Regions from separate parts of the Mus musculus genome. Here region 1 is linked to region 2. A link is a loop called in an ENCODE intact Hi-C map of the cell type or tissue named here. Cell type or tissue: left cerebral cortex. All regions are shown on one strand. Region 1 overlaps Itga10 (integrin, alpha 10). Region 2 overlaps Polr3gl (polymerase (RNA) III (DNA directed) polypeptide G like).

Region 1 (5,000 bases), 83 kb after region 2:
CTGCAACCAGATCTCTGGGCACAGTCACCAGCTTCTGAATACACAGTGCACAAAACCATCCCTCCCGACAGTTTCCCTTCCTCTTTCCCCATCCATTTCCAACAGCATCTTATGGTCTTCGGGGCCCTGGTAACTGTGCCCACGGAACTTCAGCCTTGCTCTTGGGGTTCTATACTACCAGATGATGGCTCAGTTTAAATGGTTTCCTAACTGCTCATTCCACAGGCCAAGTTCAAGTCTGTGACAGTGGTCAGCACCTTCAAGTTAGGAACTGAGGAGGGCAGTGTCCTACTACTGAATGAAGCCTCCCGCTCGAGTGAGGTAGGGTGGAGCTGGGAAGAGTGGCAATGGGTTGGGAAAAGGATGGCCCTTCTCTCCCTCTTATTTTTCAACTTAGCTTTTAAAATCTATGTGTATTACCTGCAAGCAAGTGAGCCGTGAGTAGAGGTCAGAACCTCTTAGTTCTGGATCCCCCGGAACTAAGATGATTTTGAGTCACCATATGGGTGCTGGGAACCAAACCTGCAACCTTTTTGCAAGAGCAACAAGTGCTTTTAGCCATGGCGCCATCTCTCCTACCCAACAATGGGATTTTTCAGAGCAAAATTATATCCACTCGACAGTCCACCAGGCAGGGGTCCAACAGTCAGAAGTGGCGGTTCCATGAGTCTTGCTTCTTGCTTCAGTGTTTTTAAGTAGGAAGAAGTTTTGGTTTTTTGCTTTATTTATTTATTTTTTACTCTATTTAGGGCTGGCTTTGTTATAATGTTGACTGAGGCTGAGTTAAAGGGCAGACATAAAACACAGGTCAGGGGTGGTGATGCCTGCCTGTAATTCAAGTACTGGGGAGCTGAGAGAGGAGGCTTGCCATGAGCTGAAGGCTGGCCTGGGACATGAAATAAAAATGCCTCAAACACAAGCAAACAAACCAAGCCACAAAAAGCCACCTCAAAAGCCAAGCAAGAAAAGACAAAACAAACTCTCCTTGCTATGCAGAGTCACTTGGAGGTGATTCAGACCCACCCGACCCTCATCTCCCTGTGGATCCTCGTTGGCAGTGTCCTGGGGGGGCTGCTCCTGCTTGCTCTCCTTGTCTTCTGCCTGTGGAAGGTAAGGCCAGCATCTTATTCTGTTGGAAAGAAAGGACAGGCTCTGTGTTAGTTAGGATGGGGCTAGGGGGCTGCCATGTTCAGCTCTCCTTGACTCTGTCCCACAAATGATGGTTGAATCAACCTAAGCCAAATAAAATAAATCTGAATCTCATTTTTGGAAACAGAACAGAAGCGAAGACCTCAGATAAGCGAGGGCTATTGGCAAGGCCCCCAGCCGGGACATCTGGCAATGACTGGTATCTTTTCCTCTATAGCTTGGCTTCTTTACCCGTAAGAAAATCCCCAAAGAAGAAGAAAGTGAGGAGAAGTTGGAGCAGTGACTGACTGACTGCAGGAGGCTCAGAAGCCCACTTTGGCAGCCTTTTCAAGAGACTCTGTATCCAAAGGAGGCTTGGAGGCTCAAAGGGGAAAAGATGCTGCCAGCATGTGTCTCCAGGCCTGCAGCCTGACTTGACTTTTGAGCCATGGCGATGCTTCTGGCAAGAGATGAAGCTTTGCCTTAGCTGAGAAGGGCTGGCACCAAAACACATAATATCCTCACCCTGTGCGTCCCCCTTCCCGACGGCTTCCACAGCTAGCACAGGTTCTTTGTTTTGGACCCTATCTTCCCCATTACCAGGAGTCAAATGATTTTGCTCCCGACTCTCCTTGCAGATTCCCTTTGTCCCCCTCTCAATTCCAAAAAGAAGGTTATCCTCCGCCCCGCCCCCCCCCCCCCCCCCCCGCACACGCGTACACACTCTCTCACCTTCCTGCCTGCTCCCCACTCCACAGGAGAGAGCTGACGTTGGCTTAAAAGAAGTAAAAGTCAACATCTGCTGCTTTCCCGTGGAGTCCTGTGATTCATAGATCTGGGTGGGGAGAGTCAACAGGAAAAAAGGAGGGAGGAGAAAAAGCCACAAGAGACATTCTGTACAATTCCAGGGCACAGAGAATCCTTCAGACCGGCAACTGCCAGCCGGCTGAAACCTGAGACTTCACAGTACTCCGCCCTCAGGTGCTAGGGAAACCCAGCTGCCCCCAGGCTCTCCGGGCTGAGGCATCCCAACCCTCATCCTTCTCTGGGAGCAAGGCCAGGACTTGATGCTAAAATTTCCGGAGCCAGAGGCCCCCAAGTGGTTCAAGCTGGGATAGCAGGGGAGCTTGGTGACAATTTTCTCCATTTACTCTTCGGGGCTTTCGTAACTGAAAGCTTCACGGTGGCAGGAAGAAGCCCTTTCACCGCACCAGGTTTGGGTAACAACAGCCCCCTGAGATAGATCCAAACAAGCGGGAATCTGCATCTGGGAGGAAGCCTACATGGTTGGCATCAGGTGTCTGGAGAGTAAGCACCTTCTTGCCCAGTGTTGGCGCTATAGCGGTGATAGCCTGGGAAGACCATTCTGAGACTCCTGTCATGTGCTGTAGGTGTCTCTGCTGCAGTGAGTTTTTCAGCCCTTTCTTGATCACCTTTTCTGGAAATTGCGTGTTGACTAAACCCTCTCCCTTTTGTCCTATGTTTTGGTTCATGGGTAAGTGTAATTCTCATAGTAACGGGGAAACTCGTTGTTTATTGTAATTAAGACTTTTGAACAGCAAAGACAGTTTCTGATCTCCATAGTTTAGCTCTGACAGAGGCCCTCTTAGACTGTGATGAGAGGAAATCTGATTGAGCAGTTGACCAGCAGCCAGAGAACCGGTCTTCCCAGGCTGTTCTGAGTCTGCTTGCAATGTTTATTTTGGTGTCTCTGGTCTTCTGCAGAGAGTCCCTCCTGGGGACTGTCATGGTGAGCAAATGGTCAGAACAAATAAAATCCAGTTATCAAATGACTTCTGGCTCTGTTTGAGTTTCCTGGGATATAGAGTGCCCATGGATAGTGTTTGCAGCATTTTAATACAGCAACATGGCTGCCCTGAAAAGGATCGCATCCAAAGACCTTCTAGATCCCTGTGATCTGGATGGAATACTGACATGCCTTACTCCCAGGAGACAGAGGCAAGCAGGTCTCTAAGTTCAAGGCTAGTCTAGTATAGAGTAAGTCCCAGGTAAAGAAAAGTTAAGATCCAGGCATGGTGGTACACACCTTTAATCCCAGCACTCGGCAGGCAGAGGATGCAGATCTCTGAGTTCTGTTTAGTCAAGTCAGTGAGTGCAGTTCATTTGAATTGGGAATCCAGTGAGTTGAGAGGCAGGTCAGTTTGTAGAATTCAGAGGTGGTTTTTGGTTGTTTGTTTGTTTGGTTGGTTGGTTGGTTGGTTTTTTTTCAAGACAGGGTTTCTCTGTATAGCCCTGGCTGTCCTGGAACTCACTCTGTAGACCAGGCTGGCCTGGAACTCAGAAATCCACCTGCCTCTGCCTCCCAAGTGCTGGGATTAAAGGCATGCACCACCACCACCCGGCCAGAGGTGGTTTTTTAAGGAACAGTTTTACAGGGACAGGTTGCAAAGAGAACACGGTAGTAGGCATTGGTGAAGACAGAACAGGCCAAAGAATGAGAAGGAACCAGAAGATTAGATTGCTAGAGTTAGTTTGAGGCCAAGTAGAGAAATTCATTGAGAAGCTAAGAGAAGTCCGATTAAAGCCGGGCGTGGTGGTGCACGCCTTTAATCCCAGCACTCGGGAGGCAGAGGCAGGCAGATTTCTGAGTTCGAGGCCAGCCTGGTCTACAAAGTGAGTTCCAGGACAGCCAGGGCTACACAGAGAAACCCTGTCTCAAAAAACCAAAAAAAGAAAAACCAAAAAGAGAAGTCCGATTGAATCAGTCAGCTTGGAGAGGGGTTTGAGCCAGAACAGCTGAGCTGACCCAGCCAGCCAGAGTTCAGAAAGTGCTAGAAAGGGTTAAAGGGTGAGCTTGTTCAGAAGTAAGCCTTCAAGACAACAATTACAGCAGGTGAATAAACATTACTTTTACAATTATTGTGAATGTTTTCTGTGACTCTTCTTTCCCAGGAGATCTGCTCCATCATCCCACAATCCTCACCAGCTTCCGGGACCGTTTAAAGTTTCCTGAGAAAAACACACAGACCTGGATTGAAGTCTGTGCCTTTCATTTGTTGCCATATCATCTTGAACAGTTCATAATTTCTTGGAGGTTCAGATAACACCAAGAAATTCTGGCTTGGTGGTGGTGGTGGTGGCGGCGGTGGACACCTTTAATCCCATTACTTGGAGGCAGAGGCAGATGGATCTCTGAGTTTGAGGCCAGCCTTATCTACAGAGAGAGTTCTAGAACAGCCAGGGCTACACAAAGAAGTCCTGTCTTGGGGCTGGCGAGATGGCTCAGTGGGTAAGAGCACCCGACTGCTCTTCTGAAGGTCCGGAGTTCAAATCCCAGCAACCACATGGTGGCTCACAACCATCCATAAAGAGATCTGACTCCCTCTTCTGGAGTGTCTAAAGACAGCTACAATGTACTTACATATAATGAATAAATAAATCTTTAAAAAAAAAAAAAAAAAAAAAAAAGGAAGTCCTGTCTTAGAAACAACAGAGATAGATAGATAGATAGATAGATAGATAGATAGATAGATAGAGGTAGGTGAGATGAGAGAGAGAGAGAACTTATAGCACAGTAGTATAGTTTAGGATAGGATAGGATAGGATAGGATAGGATTTGGGCATGTAGGCCATGCAGTTTCAAACGTACGTGACCTGAGTCAGATTTAACATCTGCCCCAGCCTTCTCATGTTTAGAGGACTAAATGAGACCATCCAGGTAAGGCAACCATGTAGCAAATACTTAGTAAATAGTAACCATAATTACAAAAATATTTTTTCCCTGGTGCTGGTATTTTATTTCTTTGTGTCCATTAGGCCATGAATTCTTATGGAATGGGCTCCAACAGCTCAGGCTCTTTTCCATTAGTCCTCACAAAGTGTGCTTCTCTGGGTGGCGCAGGCTGGCGCTT
Region 2 (5,000 bases):
AGTGAGTTCCAGGACAGCCAGGGCTACACAGAGAAACCTGTCTGGAAAAAACAAACCAAGCCAACCAACCAAAACAAAACAAAACAAATAACAAAAATAGGAAAACCCCTAAGTACATAGGGATATTTAGTTCCTGTATCTCAAATCAAGAATGATATATGGGCCCAGGTTTTCAGTCTATGGCCCAGGTTTTCAGTCTATGCCCAGGTTTTTCAGTATATGGCCTCATCCATATTGTCATCGCTGTCCCCTCCAAAGTCCTCTCCATTGTCAAAATATGACATGATGTAATCAGTTTCCTGAAATGTAAAAAGAAGCAAAGATCAGGGGTGATGTCAGAGTTTTCTTCTCTTTGTCTCCAGGCTCTTTCTTCTCACACACACCTTTCCAGGTCTGGGACACCTCTACCTGCTGTTACATTCATTCCTTTTCATGCGTATAGGTGCTTTGACTGCATGTATGTGTATACTGCTTTCGTGCTAGAACCCTCGGAGGCCAGACAATGGCGTCAGATGCCCGGGAACTGGAGTCACCGGTTGTTGTGAGCCACCATGTGGATGCTGAGAGTGGAGCTCGAGTCCTATGGAAGAGCAGCATGCGCTCTTAACCAAGAGTCGTCACTCCTGCTCCATGTTATACAAGTTAAAGTATTTGTTTGCCTGTATATGTATGTTATATGTGTGTGTCCAAGTGTGCCCTGGTGCACATGTGGAAGTCAGGGGACAACTTGCAGGGGTCAGTCCTTCCACTCTGTGGGTTCTGGGGACTGCACTCAGGTCATCAGGCTTGGTAGCAAGCCCCTTTGCCCTCTGAGCCATATCACCCGCCATGTTCCGTGTTTTGAGGATAGGTCAGGGATAGATGAACTGGAGAAAGGCTTTTGGTGGCACTGCAACTCTCTGAGAATGTCTCCCGTGTAAGGGTTGAGAGCCCAGGGTTAGTGAGATGGCTCAGTACAAAAGGCCTTTGTTGTTAAGCCAGAGGACCTGTGGTCAATAACCAGACCCCACACGGGAAAAGAGAGAGCCAACTCTTGCAAGTTGTCTTCTGACCTCCACACATTTCACACACACACACACACACACACACTCATGCACACATGTAATAAAAGATGGCTTGGATGTTAAAGGCCTTTGTTGCTCTTTCGGAGTTCAGATAACTTGGGCAGCTCACACCTGCTTGTAACGCCCAGCTTCAGGGGTTTGGAGACCCTCTTCAGGCCTCCTCAGGCACCAGAACACGCTTGGTATGCAATCATACAGAGTCTTGTATGCTAAGTCTGGAGGCAGACTCATATGTAACCCCAACAGCAGGAAATAGAAGCAGGGGGGCTTCTGGGGAGTTCCTGGCCAGCCTGGCTTGCATAATGGAGACCCTGTCTCAAAACCAAAACCAAAAATAAAACAACAACAAGAAATCTTGAAAAGAAAAAAAAAAAAAGAGTTGTGAGCCTACAACTTGTAAGGGAGAAAGGAGGGGTGGGGTGGGGAGGAGCAAAGCCCCCTCACCTCCTCATGCTCCTCTTCATCGTATTCCTCTTCCTCCCCCTCTTCCTTCTCCTCCTCTTCTTCTTTCTCTTCATCCTCCTCCGAAGTCACTTCCTCCTCCTTCTTCTCTAGCGTCTCATGTGAGGATGAATAGGAAGAGAAACTCACTCACAGAATGCAGGGAGAGCTGGGGCTCCAAGGGACCGGGAGGCCAGCTGTCTATCGCACTTCCTCCTCACCTCTAGTTTCTGTATCGTCTCCTCCTTATCGTCTGTGCTCTTAGGGGGCCTCTTGGGAAGGATAATGGTGGTCCCTGTTTGGAGGATCAAAAAGTGAGAGGCCTTAGTACATCTACTAGCTTTCTTTCGGGGTTTTAAATTTGGGGTGTGTGTGTGTCTGTGTGTGTGTGTACGTGTGTGTGTGACACACACGCGGAAGTTAGAATGAGTTCTTCCTTCCAACAGTGGGTCCTGTGGATTGGTGGCTGGCATCTCTTATCAGCTGAGCCATCTCTCCCTCCATCCTAGCTGAGCCTACTCCACCCTCTTGCAGCAAACACGGCACTCTGCTGCCCTCGTGTGGTCTCCGGCAGCAAAATGTGGCGGTCTGCTGCCCTCCTGTGGTCCCCGTGGCACCGGCTGACAAGCCCTCATCCTCCTGCAGATCCACTCACGCTCCTTCTGTACTTTCCGCACTCGAATCTTGAGCTCACTGGGGAGTCGCCGCCAATCTGGGAAGAGTGGGAGTGAAAATCAGCAGGACCCTGGCCGGCTGGAGGCTTCTGGGAGTGATGGCTGGCGCTAAGGGGGAGGGGAGTGTTTAAAAGGAAGGACGGAATGGGGGTTGGTTTGAAGATTTTTCAGAATAAAATTGTAGGTTTGACGCTTCTGGAGAGGTGGGCACTGTTGTTACAAATAGGGTTTCCACGTAGAACGCGAGAGTGTTGCAGAGCACATCTAAGACTCTAGATTTAGATGTACAGGAAAGGAAGGTGACAGTTTGAGGTACCTAAAGAATCTGAAAGGAGGGCATTCGGAGAGGAGGGGCCAGTCACTTACCAGGGTTCCAATCGATGGCGTTGTCAATAGGCCCAGACATCTGATACTTGTCTGAGTAACGTTCCACATCTGGGGGGCGGGTGGGGGGGGGGTAGAGCCCGTGAGTTAGAGTTTTAACCTTAGAACATCTGTCCTAAGGGTCTGCCCCTCTTATCTATCAATCTCCTTACTCTAAGCCCAGAGCCCAGAGCTGTCAGTTGGGGTCAGCCTTGCCTCTCCTTCAGCCTGCCTTGTTGCTATTCTTATCTTTGCCCAGAATCCTCTTCTGAGAAGCAGTGAGCTTCACTGGACAGGACACCCTGGGATAAAAACCAGGGTTCAGTCTTCTGTCTCCCTCTCACTAACTGGTTAGCTTGGTAAGTCTTCTTCCAGTGTTGAGCCCTCAGCTCCCAGGGGCTCAGTAGAAAAGCATCAACTGTCAATACTTCTCACCGAGGGCAAGTAACCATTCTCCCAAGCCTGCCAGCAGCCCCGCCCGCCGTCTCCAGTCTCCTGCTCTCGCTAGGTGAAAGCTTTGCACAGGTGGGGTGCTCAGAGGCCCAGCATCAAGGTCTCTCCAGTTAATGAATTGGAAATTCATTTGTACCCCCCCTATTTGAACTAAGATGCTGATGCTTTAATGTCCCACCAGCCCCAAGATTGAGGTTCAATTAAAATCTCGAGTAAGGTGATACATTTCAGACACAGAGGGACATTTAATGCTCTTTCCATTAGACAGGAAACTTCTAAGCCTCTCTGGCCCTGAGCGTGCTAGCATGGGCACTGCCCACAGAAGGAGGCCCGAATCCTTATGCTAGCTTTCTACTGACCTCTCTTGGGGACGGCTGGCCGGATGAAGTAGGGGAGCTGCCTCATGGCCCCGCGCAGCTCTTGCTTCAGTGCCAGGACATACTCCCCCTCCTCTCCTGCCGGCAGAGGCACTGGGTGGAACTCCAAGGGCTGAGGGGTACAGTGGTTAGTCTGGAGCGCTGCAATAAAACCTTAAAAGGCCTTTCCCCCAAGTAAAATCCAGTGTTCTCAGTAAGATTGGGAAGGCCAGAAGATGGAGGAGGGCATTCTGAGAGCTGGAGAGTGGACGGTATGAAGAGTGAAGATAAACACTTCCTTGCCGGGAAAACACCGCCCGTGGGGCAGGTGCGACTATAGACGGAATCAAGGTGCAGATGGCTCGAGATGGGCCAGGAGGATTCTGTGCTCATATGGCTCAGTGGGGGCTCACATGGGAGGCTTGGGAAGGGAAGGGAGACACTCACAGGAAAGAGTGGAGAGGGCTGGAGAGTGGGTGGGGGCAAAGCATCACCCTTCCCAATGCCCACAGCCTCCATGTTGAAGGTCAACTGGCCCCGGCCACGACCCCGGCCCCCACCCCGGCTGGCCATGGTGGAGGGGGCCTGGATATGCAGAGATCCAGTGAGAAAAACCTAATAAAGACAAAAACAGAGAGATAAAGAAGTGTACTAGAAGAGATATGACGCCAAGAAGCCGCACAGCACATCATGTGATGTTCTATGGGAGGTGACGTTTTCCTCTGTGCCCCGGTTCAAACCCAGGGCTTTTCTCATGCTAGGCAAGTACTCTACTTTGGGCTACATTCCAATCCCTTTTTCTGTGACAGTTAGAAATTTGATGTGCCAGGCAGTGGAGGGACACACCTTTAGTTTCAGCACTTGAGAGGCAAAGGAAGGCATTACTTTGAGTTTGAGGCCAGCCTGGTCTACAGAATGAGTTTTGGGACAGCCAAGGTTATGCAGAGAAACCTGTCTCAAAAAAAAAAAAAAAAAAAAAAAAAAACCAAGCAAAATAAATACAAAATATAACTACTTAATTAATTAAAAAATAAATAAAACATTAAGTTAGGAGTGATACCACAAACCTGTAATCCGAGCCCTGTACTTGACGAGAGGATTATCAGTTTGAGGCTAGCCTGGTCTACATAGAGTTCCAGGCCACTGAGGGATAAATAGCAAGATCATGTCTCAAGATAAACAAAGCTGGAGAGACTGTTCAGTGGTTAAGATGTGCATTGCTTTCGAAGAGGAATGGAGTTTTGTTCCAGTACTTGTGTCTGGTGTCTCACACCGTCTGTAAACCCAGCTCCAGGGAATCTAACACCCTTATTTCGCCTCCATGGACATCTGCACTCACATGCACACACTTTTAAAATATGTTTTAAAACATGAGAGATGGCTCTGTGGTTAAAAGTATCCCATGCTCTTGCAGAGGACCTGGGTCTGGTTCCTCTGCTCACATCAGGTGGTTCCCACTGCCTGTGACTCTACTTCCCGGAGAATCCACGCCTGCCACAGCCTCCATGCACATTTACATAAGTGGTACACATACAAATAAGTAAAAGTAAATAATATTTTAAAGTACTAAAACAATTCAGCTAGAGAGATGTCTCAGTGGTGGGGTACTGCTCTTCCAGATGACACGACTCTGACTCCCATCACTCACA

Evidence for each region. Hi-C counts contacts between places; a loop is a spot of excess contacts. Peaks named below come from ENCODE experiments on the same cell type or tissue, not always from the same donor. Only the 100,000 strongest peaks of a DNase experiment are listed, where the experiment ranks them.
Region 1: it touches region 2 in a loop (8-fold over the local background); 1 of 42 quality-filtered maps calls a loop at or near these places.

What each region holds. Positions count from the first base shown.
Region 1 is chr3:96,661,599-96,666,598 of GRCm38, forward strand. Itga10 (integrin, alpha 10) reads left to right here. Exons shown (of 30, transcript NM_001302471.1): 28 at 226-321; 29 at 997-1,110; 30 at 1,367-2,921. The coding sequence ends at 1,432. It also overlaps the pseudogene Rpl21-ps11. Among named protein-coding and RNA genes, the nearest start is that of Ankrd35, 6.0 kb to the right of the region's middle. In left cerebral cortex, a CTCF peak has its summit at 2,235; DNase peaks (open chromatin) are centred at 1,438 and 2,149; H3K4me3 peaks cover 686 bases; H3K27ac peaks cover 966 bases.
Region 2 is chr3:96,578,290-96,583,289 of GRCm38, forward strand. It overlaps Polr3gl (polymerase (RNA) III (DNA directed) polypeptide G like), which reads right to left. Exons shown (of 8, transcript NM_027241.4): 2 at 3,799-3,966; 3 at 3,355-3,484; 4 at 2,546-2,614; 5 at 2,161-2,217; 6 at 1,727-1,800; 7 at 1,509-1,622; 8 at 1-299. The coding sequence starts at 3,924. The coding sequence ends at 213. Among named protein-coding and RNA genes, the nearest start is that of Polr3gl, 13 kb to the right of the region's middle. In left cerebral cortex, a CTCF peak has its summit at 2,093 (motif pointing left); DNase peaks (open chromatin) are centred at 646 and 2,088; H3K4me3 peaks cover 943 bases; H3K27ac peaks cover 2,051 bases.